Regions from separate parts of the Homo sapiens genome. Here region 2 is linked to region 1. A link is a contact called in ENCODE Hi-C or POLR2A ChIA-PET data. All regions are on one chromosome and are shown on one strand. The core of a region is the stretch at or near the end of the contact, and the rest is flanking DNA. Distances in the headings are between cores, read along the strand shown.

The links. A loop is a pair of places that touch in the nucleus more often than their neighbours do. ChIA-PET counts read pairs that join two places held with the same protein, here RNA polymerase II (POLR2A). Pooled maps may share reads with other maps.
Region 2: a map of CD4-positive, alpha-beta T cell shows a loop between it and region 1 (2.0-fold over the local background). The contact joins two enhancer-like sites. A Hi-C loop is called at or near these places in 3 of 168 maps with a recorded cell type or tissue (CD4-positive, alpha-beta T cell, PC-3 and endothelial cell of umbilical vein), 3 of 37 single-sample maps with no recorded cell type and 5 of 50 pooled maps. POLR2A ChIA-PET finds 5 or more read pairs at or near these places in 7 of 52 experiments (A549, BJ, H1 and 4 more).

The regions. Positions count from the first base shown.
Region 1 is chr17:62,595,613-62,601,826 of GRCh38, forward strand. It overlaps TLK2 (tousled like kinase 2), which reads left to right. Exons shown (of 22, transcript NM_006852.6): 17 at 973-1,062; 18 at 5,039-5,208. Among named protein-coding and RNA genes, the nearest start is that of MRC2, 29 kb to the right of the region's middle. Within about 2 kb of position 4,604, at least 2 of the 41 ENCODE cell types and tissues checked have a DNase peak (open chromatin) inside an H3K27ac peak, as active enhancers do.
Region 2 is chr17:62,552,030-62,559,266 of GRCh38, forward strand. TLK2 (tousled like kinase 2) reads left to right here. Exons shown (of 22, transcript NM_006852.6): 8 at 273-368; 9 at 1,634-1,726. Among named protein-coding and RNA genes, the nearest start is that of MRC2, 72 kb to the right of the region's middle. Within about 2 kb of position 1,365, at least 2 of the 41 ENCODE cell types and tissues checked have a DNase peak (open chromatin) inside an H3K27ac peak, as active enhancers do.

The sequences.
Region 1 (6,214 bases), core at 3,354-5,853:
GGGACCCCGTCATATGTGTGGCTTAGCATCATTGACCGAAGGGTTGTTCTGCAGTGGATGACTGTATCAAATTCGCCATTCTAAGAAAACTGGGGTTCCATAATTTCACATTTCATATTTTATTAGAATAAAGTAAAGCTAATAGCACTTAAATTGTTTTTGTAAGAAGGATTTAAAAACAAAAAATACAAAGTACTGCTAATTGATTTATGTAACAGATAATGCTTTAACCTAAGGGGTTTACATGCTAAAAATGACCCCTTTGATGTTACCCGAGCATATATACATTTACAGATATGATGTATCAGCTTTAGAGGAGGGGGGAAAATAACCGTCCTTGTTATTTTAAAATCTATGATACTTGAGTATACGTGGAAAAGAGGTGTGATTATCATAGAATGAACTTGAAAGGGATGAAAAGGGTTGACATCCATTCACTTAACAAATATTTGAGCACCTGTTATTTTATTTTATTTTATTTTTGGAGATAGAGTCTCGCTCTGTCACCAGGCTGGAGTGCAGTGGCGCGACCTCAGCTCACTGCATCCTCCAACTCCTGGGTTCAAGTGACTCCTACCTCAGCCTCCCGAGTAGCTGGGACCACAGGTGCGCACCACTACGCCCAGCTAAGTTTTATATTTTTAGTAGAGACGGGGTTTCACCATGTTGGCCAGGATGGTCTCCATCTCTTGACCTCGTGATCCACCTGCCTCGGCCTCCCAAAGTGCTGGGATTACAGGCGTGAGCCACTACGCCCAGCCAGAGCACCTATTATTTTCTCAATGGCTTGGTAGATTCCAGTGGAGAAAATAGGATGAGCAAAGAGAAAAGTCAGATGAGGGACCAGATGGACCTGAATGGAATTAACATGTGGAGACAATAGAGAAATGATTGAATATTTAGGAGGATCTTTGAAGAGTTCTAAAAGGCAGGCCAATATACCTTCTTGTTAATTTTCCCTTTTGTTTACAGGCATGCATGTAGGGAATACCGGATTCATAAAGAGCTGGATCATCCCAGAATAGTTAAGCTGTATGATTACTTTTCACTGGATACTGACTCGTAAGTGCTGTGCTGTTTTACCTTAACAGTTATATTATTTTCTTGCAATGCTGATTGTTCATGGAATAGAGCTGAACTCTGGGTCCAGGACATACCCTCTGAGGGAACCAAGTAATTTGTGACAAATGATCAAACATAAATTCAGATTTGGATCAGCAAGAAACCTCTAGGCCAAAGGACATGTGCACTTGTGTGCCAGTAAATGTTTAACAGCCAGCTTGGTATGAAGAGAGACAGGGCTAATTTATAGTGTTTGCCAGTTTCCGTGGTGTAGATATTCCTCCTGTGTCTAATTTTGATGTACCACCTGTTTATTTTTGTTTTTTTTTAAACATCTTAATTATAATTCACATACTGTATGATTCACACATGTAAAATATACAGTTTAGTGGTTTGTAGCATATTCATAGATACATGCAACCACCAGAGGCAATTTTAGAATTTTTTCACCATCTCAAACCCCATCATACCTTTTACTACTATTCATCTATTCCACCATTCCATCCCTCTGCCCTAGCCCTAATCTGTCTGTTTTATCTTTATAGATTTCCTATTCTGGACCCTCATATGCATGGAATCATATAGTATGTGGACTTTTATTACTGGCTTCTTTCACTTACCATGGTGTTGTCAAATTTCATCCTTGTAGCCTGTGTCAGTACTTCATTCCTTTTTATGGCAAAATAATATTCCATTGTGTGGATATACCACATTTTGCTTATAACGGTTTGATAACCAGCTCACAAAATTCTTGAAAATTTAAGTCAGCTCTTGGAAACTGGCATGAGTTGGTGCCAGCATGCCACTGACGTGCACTAGTGAGTGTAGACTGTTCAAGAGAGTTTCTGCTCACCCCAGAGACTCTTATGAACATTGACAGACCTTTTTAAAAAGTACTGGCCGTGTGATTTTATCCTAGACTGAGATAAGAAATGTGGCACTAATGAAGACAAGGCTCAGTGCTACATGTTGAAATACAGGCTCATAGGCTTATAGGATGTTAGAATAGGAAGGGATCTCAGAGTCCAGCCTTTTCATTTTATAGGTGGATTTTGAGGACCAGAGAAGTTAAATAACTTGTCTGAGATAGTTATTAATTGTGGGCATTGCTATATTTTGTTACTTGGTATAGGTAACCTCCCGTGCCTCTGGGTTTATCCAGCAGTTTAGCTGGATATATCTCAGCATTTGGAAATGTTTCTCTGTAGAAGTCTGAACTGAATCAGAATATACCCTAGGTCTAGACTTCAGGTTCCCTCAGCCTCCCAGGGTAATTCTAGGAGTTTTGGTCTGTTCTAGCCAACAGTCTCAGATATGGCTGTGCAGACAGCTGCCTTACATTTAGAAATAACCCCAAAGAGGACTATAATTCCCTTTGGAAACATGACCTGGGCCATTCTCTCAGGGATTTCTTCTCATTTGGGTAGCCCTGGCACTGAGCTTAGCCATGTGTGTTTCACGTGGAGTGGAATTTTTTTAAAAAGATCTAGTTAGAAGGCAGGATTGGGAAACAAGGGGCGGGGCATGACATTACTGTTTTGCCTTGAGCAAATTTCTTGAATACTAGGTAGACCCCCCTCTCTGAACTATTAAGTTCAAGAACTATTTCAAAGTTAAATATCAGGCTCAAATTATCTGCTGTTTTGAATTGTATACACACTTTTAACTAATGTGAGAAATTGAGTTGGTTCTATACTATTCTTGAGTTGATTACTTTGTTCTTCCTATTGTATGTATGATGAATTTTCACCAAAAATAAGTCAGACCATGATTTTTAGAACATCTTCTGAGAATTGTTTGGGTATTAAAAGTGAGGCTTTATTTTCTTTTCTTTCTTTTGTTTTGGTTGTTTTCCTTTTTTTTTTCCTGAGATGGAGTCTCACTCTGTTGCCCAGGCTGGAGTTCAGTGGTGCGATCTTGGCTCACTGCAACCTCCACCTCCCAGGTTCAAGCGATTCTCCTACCTCAGCCTCCCATGTAGCTAGGATTACAGATGCACGCCACCATGCCTGGCTAATTTTTGTATTTTTAGTAGAGACAGGGTTTCACCGTGCTGGGCAGGCTGGTCTTGAACTCTTGACCTTGTGATCCGCCCGCCTGGGCCTCCCAAAGTCCTGGGATTACAGGCTTGAGCCACCGCGCCTGGCTGAAAGTGAGGCTTTATTTTCAACTTGCATTTGGGTGAAAGAATCATTCCATTGAGCATGAGTCTATATTTCAGATTTCAGAATCTCAGATCAGAGGAATCTATAAATTTCAGACATTTCTTTTTTTAATTTTATTTTATTTGAGATGGAGTCTTGCTCTGTTGCCCAGGCAGTAGTGCAGTGGCATGATCTTGGCTCACTGCAACCTCCACCTCATGGGTTCAAGCAATTCTCCTGCCTCAGCCTCCCAAGTAGCTGGGATTACAGGCATGCGCCACCATACCTGGCCAATTTTTTGTATTTTTAGTAGAGACAGAGTTTCACTATGTTGGCCAGGCTGGTCTCAAACTCCTGGCCTCAAGTGATCCACCCATCTCTGCCTCCCAAATTGCTGGGATTACAGCAGACATTTGTTTTCAAATAGGGTGTTAGCATGCCCTGCCATGTTTCTTAAGATACATAAGATATTGTTCAGTTTGTGGTGTCCACAGGACCATGTGTGTCCATGTTCAATTGCAGTGCTTTATGAAGGCCTCAAATTGCTCAGTGGCCCATAGCGCTAGACCTGAGTCTGTTTGCTCTCAGTTCTGTTCCTCGCCCTTTCGCTGCTCTGTATCTTTGGGGGGTTAGCCCGTGTAGGCTGTGTTTATCAGGCCCATGTGTCCATTGGTGTTCTGTTGGTTTCAGCCAATGGGAAGGCAGAAATGGGAGGGGGTCTCCACCTCCTCTCCCTCCCCGCAATTCTAGTTTCCCCTGATGACCCTGGGTTCTGGTTTCACCATCTCCTCCCTTCTGGCCTGCTTGCCTGAGGGTGCTAATGGCTTCCTGCTGTAGATGATCTCTAGGGTGCCTCACTGACCAGTTTGTCTTCTCAGCTCTTCCATCATCTGTATGATCAGTTCCCTGAATTAAAGTCTCTCTGTTTTAAATGTTCAGGTGGTTTTTTTTTCCAGGCTAAACTGACTGATACACCCACATTGTCACAACTTAGAAAACTTCAAAACGTATTCATCCCTCAGGAATATTCAAACAGTTCAGGACACCTTACTTCAGAGTATAATGCCTTGGAAGATAGACACGTGACCTGTGATGCCACCAATGGCATATGGTTTTATGTATGGGTCTGTATGACATATTGACATAAGGGAAGGAAAGAGAACCCACATACTTTTGTTAGAACCATAGATACTATACTTTACAAGCTCTTTTACACCTTGTGTTTAAGAGAAATTGTAGTGCAGTATTGTGCCAAGCTGTCAGAAGACGTAGTATGCAGTCAGTTTTTGGGACGTGGGCAAACTCTAGATTCTTACTCATTGCCAGCACTCAGGGTTATATAAAATGTTTGCAGTGCGAATTGTGTACCTAGCCAAAATTGCGCCACTGCACTCCAGCCTAGGCAGCAGAGTGAGACGGAGTCTCAAAAAAAAAAAGAGAGAATTGTGTACTTGATCACATTCTGGTTGTTTAGACGTGGATGTGTGGCATGGGTGTGTAAAGGAGCCCCTTCCAAGAAGATACCTAGCTTAAATACATTATAGTTCTTATCAGTATTCTTATAGTCTAGACTCAAGAAGAGGTCTGCCATGGGTGAACTTGAGCACAACAGATTCCAACATTGAGGGTGTGGAAACTCTTCAAGAGAATAAGCAGTTTCTTACCAGAAACCCCTCAGCTAATACTGAATAAACAATTGAAGAGTATTTTAAGGAACAAAGAAGAAAGGAGTGAGAAGCTGATGACCTGAAGTTTTCACATGGGACTAATTTAGGTAGTGTTAATCTGCTTGCTCTTATTCCATGGTTAAATATTGGTTTATTTGTCTTTAGGTTTTGTACAGTATTAGAATACTGTGAGGGAAATGATCTGGACTTCTACCTGAAACAGCACAAATTAATGTCGGAGAAAGAGGCCCGGTCCATTATCATGCAGATTGTGAATGCTTTAAAGTACTTAAATGAAATAAAACCTCCCATCATACACTATGACCTCAAACCAGGTATGTCTAACTTTTAGGAGACAGTATTAGTGGGTTTTCTTTGGTCTTATAAGTGACTTTTAATTTGATAAAGTTAGAGAATTTCACAGCAGCCAAGAAAGGCTAATAACATCTGACTTTTGATTGCCTGGGTAGGTGTGGGAAAAAAGAGTCCTGGCCAAGCAGCACTGGGTTTAGGAGGGCGTGTTGGATTAAATACTCTGGAGAAACAATACCTTTATCTTTGGAGCCAGGGCAGTTCATGATGTAAGTCTCATTAAGAAAGAACTGTTGCAGCAAGTTCAGTTTTGTTTTTTTCCCATGACTCCTACTACATAACAGTCCCTCTGCTTCAGGTCTCTTTGATAAGAGCCCCCAAATTAATAACTTATTTTTACTTATATGCCTCCCATTTCAATAAATTTCAAGCAGAATTTTTCATCTTTTTGTATGGTTATTATCTAGCTTTGATGTTCATCAGCAAAGAGTACAGGGCAGCTAGAGTCCTTACCTCTATTTTTTATTGTTATCTTCAGCTGTGTTTTAGAAATCTGCATAGTTCTATAGACAACTCTAACAGCTTAGCTTGGGCATTAGGAAGATGGTCCACATTTACCTTCTGGTGTTGCAAAATTGTAAACTTTGCTTTACTCTTCTGGTAGGTGCATATTGCGTCTCATTGACTATTCTCTAATGTTCTAATACAATTCAGATGACTAAAACATTAATTATGATGAAGAAATTTTTTAAAAGATGGCTATTTTGTGAATGAATTTTCCATAACTGAATTCAACACTTTCCTGCAATGGGAGCTGTAGGCGGTGCTGTGGTGCTAGCTTTGGTTTCCTTACATGGTTTCTTTGATTCCTCCCCCACACCCCAAGTGCTGTTCTAAACAGGGTAGTTTAGAGATCCTCACTGAAAGTTCAGATGAAAGTTTCCCATCAGTTTTGACCAAGTGAACAAGGGTATTTTACTTTGGCCAGTTATTTTTATTTCCAGAGCTCATCATAGTGGTGGTTTTGGC
Region 2 (7,237 bases), core at 115-2,614, 47 kb before region 1:
TCTCTAATTTTCATATTTTAAAAATTCATTTGTAAGCATTTGATACTTTAAACCTGTTTACAGGAACTTGGTATAAACCACCATGTCCAGCCCTTTGTCTCATATTTGAATTGTTTTACTTTCTTCTTGGCCACGTGGCCCTGACTTCTCACTTTCATAAGAAGGGGTTTGTATTGTGGAGATACAAATTATGGAGTTGTTTGCATTAATACAAGTGTTTGTGGAAAAAGATGCCAAACTTTCCTGTGATTGGTAATGCACCTTTATTGTAGGCTCAGCAAAACAGTCCCTCATCTACGGGATCTGGCAACACAGAGCATTCCTGCAGCTCCCAAAAACAGATCTCCATCCAGCACAGACAGACCCAGGTAGGTTGGTGATCGATAATCAATTGAGGGGCATACCTGCTGTGTAGGAATAAGGGCTAACCTGTGTAGTCTGTCATTCTTCTCTGACTTCTCTGTATTTCTCTGACCACCTCATTATTTGTGTGTATTATATTCATAACTTGCATTATGGGTATTTAAAGTCCTTTGGAAGGTGCTTTAACTTTTTGAGGCTTTTCTTTACTCTTCCGGTGTATTGTAGCAGAAATGCTTATGCTAAAGCATGGTGTTAAGGAAACTGCACACCTTTTTTTTTTTTTTTTCCCTACAGTATTCCACAGAAGAAAAGTACCTACGCTTTGAAGGCCTCTAAGTTCAGATTCTGGCCTGGGCCTCAGTTTTTCTTAGTACAAATCATCTGTGAAAATATGGTTGATTCTCATGATCTCAGACAGTGTATACAAAATGTTTATTAGTAGTGTACTTGTAGTAGGCTTTCAATAAATGTTAATTCTCTAATTTATGAAAGTAGTTAATGTATTCCTTTTCCTGCTTACTTATTTATACCTGGCTAAACTTCTCTCAGATGTGAGATACCAACATGGTTTACTCCTTAAATTGTGTTCAGAAACTCTTTAATTTAGGTAGTGTTCTGAACATTTGAGGATTGTATCTGCAAAGGATGGTGGCTATAGCTTCCATTTTGTAGTTTTGAGTATACTGGGTTTTCTTGAAGGCTCTTTTGATACTATATATATTACCTTCAAGACAGGATCGTTGGCAATCTAGGAGAATTTCTTAAATCTCAAGAGGTATACAACTCCCTGGAGCACATTTGAATTTTATCTAAATCACCAGCTCTTGTACAGTTCAGTTAGATAGTTGAGCACTCAGGTAGCTTCTTCTCTTCCCTTCTGATTGCTCTCTGTTTCCACCAGATGGCGCATTTGTTCCTTAGAGAGTTGTGTGTCAAGTCTCCTGTGAGATCCTTTTCTATTCAAAGTTAGTTTCATTTCTGGAGTAACGTGTTTCTACATTGTTCAGTGCACAGTAGTGAGAATTCATACATTTGATTCCAGAATTAACATGTGTTTGAAGTGTAGGTGTAGTGGGACATAAGGAACCCAGCAGAGGACTTGAAGAATGAGATGAGACAAGCAGATTTCATTTCTTAAGCCATGTGATTCTAGGCCATTTGTGTGAGCAAGTGCTTTTTCCCACCCCCCCGAGAAAGGTAATGAGAAGAGTGTGATGACATATAACATGTTGAGACTAATCCTAAATTTGTTTTACCTTTGTCTCTGTAGTCCGACCTCACAATAGAAAAAATATCTGCACTAGAAAACAGTAAGAATTCTGACTTAGAGAAGAAGGAGGGAAGAATAGATGATTTATTAAGAGTAAGTATTAAAATGTAAGAGATTTTATAGCAAGCACCATTTGTTATATATATTTGGATTATGTACATATCATAGAAGTAATTACTATAGCCAAATAACAATGAAATAATAAACATTTGGGTATTTTTCTTTAATTGAGGGAATCTGAGTAGGAACCAGGTTCCTGCATTCTAAACACTACCTTTAAATTGGAAATCTTATACTGTAGTGTTTTAATGATTGAATTTATATTGGAGAAATAGATATGTGGAGTGTTATATTTCATCTAGAACTGTGGGAATAAGTATAAAGTGTTGTTTTCCCATTCCAGAGAAGTTATTTTAATATTGTTGAATTTTATAAGCTATTTCAAAGGACTTATTAGCCCATTTTGCTTTTTGTACCTTTTATAACCTACTCACCCAAACTTTTTTGTGCTTACAAAAGAAACCTTTAAAATGCTTCATCTGGAATTAAATAGATACCACTAGAAAATATCAATATATTTTGAATATGCAATTTGGCATGACTGACTCATAGTTTTTAAAGAGTAAAAAGGGCCGGACATGGTGGTTCACACCTGTAATCCCAGCACTTTGGGAGGCCAAGGCAGGTGGATCACTTGAGGTCAGGAGTTTGGGACCACCCTGGCCAACATGGTAAAAAGAAACCCTGTCTCTACTAAAAAAATATAAAACGTTATCCTGGTGTGGTGGCAAGCGGCTGTAGTCTAGCTACTTGGGAGGCTGAGACAGGAGAATTGATTGAGCCTGGGAGGCGGAGGTTGCAGTGAGCTGAGATTGCGCCACTGCATTCCAGCCTGGGCGACAGAGTGATACTTTGTCTCAAGAAAAAAATAAGAAAGTAAAAAGGACCGGGCATGGTGGCCCATACCTGCCACTTTGGGAGGCTGAGGCAGGAGGATTGCTTGAGATCAGGGGTTTGAGACCAGCATGCATGACACAGCAAGACCCCATTTCTATAAAAGAATACAAAATTTGCCAGGCATGGTGGTGTGTCTGTGGTCCCAGCTACTGGGAGCGTGAGGTGGGAAGATGCTTGAGCCCAGGACCTCTAGGCTACAGTGAGCCAAGTTCACGCTGCTGTGCTCCAGCATGGACAACAGAGCAAGACCCTGCCTCAAAAAAAAAAAAAAATTATACATGCTCTTTACAAAATACAGAAAAATGTGTCACTCATAATTCCATTAATTGGGATTAAACATTTGGTACATTTTTTTTTTCAGTAATTTTGAGCTGTTTGAAGTAGATATGTGTGTGTATATATACACACACACACACACAAATGAATATATACATAAATGTTACTGATTTATGAATAACATTGGCTAGCATTTTTCTCTTTAGTGATTTAGAAGGTATAGGTTTAATCCTTATTTGTGCTAATGTGGTAGTTAATCTGACTCTTCAGGGTCCTGAAACCTCCAGGGCTACTGTGACACTGCAAGGTGGGGATCGGCAGCCTTGCCTTTGTCAGTCTTTCTTACTAGGCTTTGGGTACAATTTTGTTTGAATATATGTTTAATAATACAGATTATAAAAGTCACTGTACTCATGATGATCTGACTTCCAAAATTGTTTTACTTGTATTATATTTCTGTACTTAATGAAAACATAGGGTAAAATAGTGTATTTTGACTCCTTTTTATATAAAACCTGGAATTCAGCACATAGCTAAACTAAGTCTGGCCTTTATTAGTAAAGTCTGGTGTGTTTATATTATTATTAATTTTTTTTTTTTTTTTTGAGACAGAGTCTTGCTCTGTCGCCCAGGCTGAAGTGCAGTGGCGTGATCTCAGCTCACTGCAACCTCCGCCTCCTGGGGTCAAGCAATTCTCCTACCTCAGCCTCCTGAGTAGCTGGGATTACAGGCGCCCGCCACCACGCCCAGCTAATTTTTGTATAGTAGAGACGGGGTTTCACCATGTTGGTCAGGCTGGTCTCGAACCCCTGACCTTGTGATCCACCCACCTCGGCCTCCCAAAGTGCTGGGATTACAGGCGTGAGCCACCGCGCCCGGCTATTATTATTAATTTTATATATTTATTTTGAGACAGGATCTCACTCTGTCACCCAGGCTGGAGTGCAGTGGCGCAGTCTTGCAAGCTGTGCGCTCCCCAGTCCCCGCCTGATGTGATCCTCCCACCTTGGCCTCCCAAGTAGTTGGGACTATAGGCATGTGCCACTACATTTGGCTGTTTATATTATTAATTAATTATTAATTTTTTGAGACAGAGTCTCACTTTGTCACCCAGGTTCAAGTGATTCTCCTGCCTCTGCCTCCCAAGTAGCTGGGATTACAGGCATGCCCCACAATGCCTGGCTAATTTTTGTATTTTTAATAGAGATGGGTTTTTGCCACATTGGCCACACTGGTCTCGAACTCCTGACCTGCAGTGATCAGCCTGCCTTGGTCTGCCAAAGTGCTGGGATTACAGGCGTGAGTCACTGCGCTCGGCCTATATTATTATTGTTAAATTACCATTCTTACTGCTATATATGATACTAAGTTCTTATGTATAGAGTATAGGCAGAGGCAGCTTTATGACCAAATTTGTAGTCATTGTTAGACTTGTTTATTCAACTGATTTCAAAACTTATCAGCAGTATTTTTTTTATTTATAGTTTTTGTTTTATCTGTTGATGGTGGTACATTTTTAAGTGATTATTTTTCAGCAAGGATTTGTCAGTGTTAAATTTTCTCTGCCTTACCGACCTGAGAATTCTCTCTTTTGCCCTCCCGTGGAAAGACAACACTGTGTGCAGGATTTTTGTGTCATAACCCCTTGTTCTATTCGTTCTGCCTCTCAAATATAACACGCATTCTCTCTCTCTGTTTCTCCTTCAGTTTTTCAAGCATTTCGTATTTCAGAGAGGTTCATGACCAAAGCAGCAAACACCATAATTTGTTAAATATTACCCCAGGGTGTCTCTATATGTGGGTTTATATATTTTTATTTGGAAAATGTGTGATTATGTCTAACTATGCTTTTATCCCTCTTTATATTGGTTTCTTCTTGACTCTTAGCTTGAATCTCTGATTTCTCTCCTTTATTTCTCACATGTTATGTCTTATTTTAATATGATTGCCCCTTTCTTCTGAATCTCATTAAACACTGTCTTCCATATATTTCTGGCATTTACTGCAGCTCGTGTGAATTTTGATTTTATTGTTTACATTTTTATTTTTTGAGACAGTGTCTTGCTGTTGCCCAGGCTGGGTGCAGTGGCACCGTCATGGCTCACTGCAGCCTTCATCTCCCAGGCTCAAGCAGTCCTCTCACTTCAGCCTCCTGAATAGCTGGGACTACAGGCATGTGCCACTGTGCTTGGCTAATTTTTTTATTTTTTGTAGGAACAGGGTCTCATTATGTTGTCCAGGCTGGTCTTGAACTCTTGGGCTCAAGCAAACCTCCTACCTTGGCCTCCCAAAGTGCTGGGATAACAGACGTGAGCCACCGTGCCAGGCCTATTATTTACATTTTAAATTTCCCTGCTTTTTTCCCTCATCTAATATACTTTCTTACCCCATCTTGTATATTCTCTAGGGTTTTTGGTTCCTATTTCCTAGATATCACGTCTTTTTGCATTTTATGAAATATGACAAGAAGTATTCTAAAATGTTCTTTTGATTTCTATGGGTGATCATTTTCATTGTTTTCAAGCTGATTTTCTGTATTCCTTGGGCCTATTTTTGTTGTTGTTTTTATTTACTATTGTTATTTTTATTTCCTTTCCTCCATCTTTGAATGAGGAGACCCATATGTAGTCTCAGCACTGTGTTGTATTTTTCATTGTTCGGATATGTATACTTGCATGGAGTTGCTCTTATTCCTGTTTTTATTCATCTGGGTGCTGGTTGAATTGCCATCGAAGATTTATAATGAAATGGTTTGTGGGTGTAAAAAGCTCCTTGCCAAATTCCAGTATCTGTCAGGGTTTTGTACAGAGAAGCTCTGCTGTACTGAGGAAGAATTGTGGGCGTGCCTTTCTCCATCATCTGACTCTTTAAGATTGAGATGACAGAGTATGAGAAAAACTTGAATCCTAACTTGGTACTGCTTTAGGAGTTTCAAAAAAATGTTTGCTTATGTTTTCTAATAAGCAATATGTTTCCTTCACTCACTACTGTCCCTTCTACTCCGTCGTCTTCAGACTGTTGCAGTCTTTATTTGTATGTAGAGCAGTACTAAAGGAGTAGATAAATAAAAAAGGAAGACACAGAGGGCAGCTGCCTTGTTTTTAGGTTGATTAGAACTTGTGCTTCTAGAAGATCTAGAGGATCGACAGTGAGGGAAAGACTACATGTCTTGTATATTCTTTCAGACGTCATTCATTGAATTTTGCCATTTTAATAAGATGTTGGGTATGGCTGCATTGGGAGCTACTAGCCAGCTGCTTTTTTTTTTTCTTTTTTTTAATTAAAAAAAAAGGACACAGTGTCTTGCTCTGTCTCCCAGGCTGGAGTGCTGTGGTGCAATCACAGCTCACTGCAGCCTCGACCTCCCAGGCTCAAGCAATCCTCAGCCTCCCGAACAGCTGGCATCAGAGGCGCATGCCACCACACATGGCTAATTTTCAAAATTTTATAGAGACTAAGGTTTTGCCATGTTGCCGAGGCTGGTCTTGAACTCCTGGGCTTAATTGATGCTCCTGCCTCGGCCTCCCAGAGTGCTGGGATTATAGGCATGAGCCACGCTCACCAGCTGCCAGCTGTTACTTTAAACATGAACTCCTCGAAGACATTAGTGTCAGAAGCCACAAAAACTTAGAATTATTAAAATTTTAAATAACTGCCAAGAGGTTGATGGATTTCATACATTTGATTATAGATTTCAAGGGAACACTCACCTTATGAGTAGACTGGGTTTTCCATATACATTAAATGATCTTTGCTTCGTAGATTCTTTACTATGAATTTGGTAATCACACTTACCCAAATGTAGTTACACTCTGTCTTTGATAATATGGTTCTGTACAAAAACTAACAGGAAGAAATTATGCTGATGGGGAGAGGAGAAACATTTGGAGACAGAAGCTGTTTCTCATGGGTTACTTTAAAAATGATGCTATATTATACAAAAGAAAAAATGATAAAAATTTTTAATGAAGCTACAAGGTCTCAAAAATTGAGTATCGTGTGATATCTTCTGTTTGTGCCTTTTAGTATTTTAGGAACACATAACAGGTTTTTCTTTTTCATAATTTAAGTGAGTTTTTATGAGGTAACATTATTTGCTAGAAGAGCTGAGATCTTTTTTTTAACACAAAAGGAATAAATTCAGGACTTGCAAGTCAAATTCGTCCTTGGGTTAGTGGTTCTTTCCTTCTCTGTTATTGCAGGAGGCTTTAAGTTTTTAGTCCACACTGTAGGCTTCTGACCACAGCTAAATTAGCTGTATATTTACATTCTGGCATTCTTGAACCAGGACGTTGTTTGTTTGTTCTGTCTTTTGTGGGCATGGGCGTGCCTGGCTTCTCTGGTGAGGAACATTTATGCAAATTTATCTTT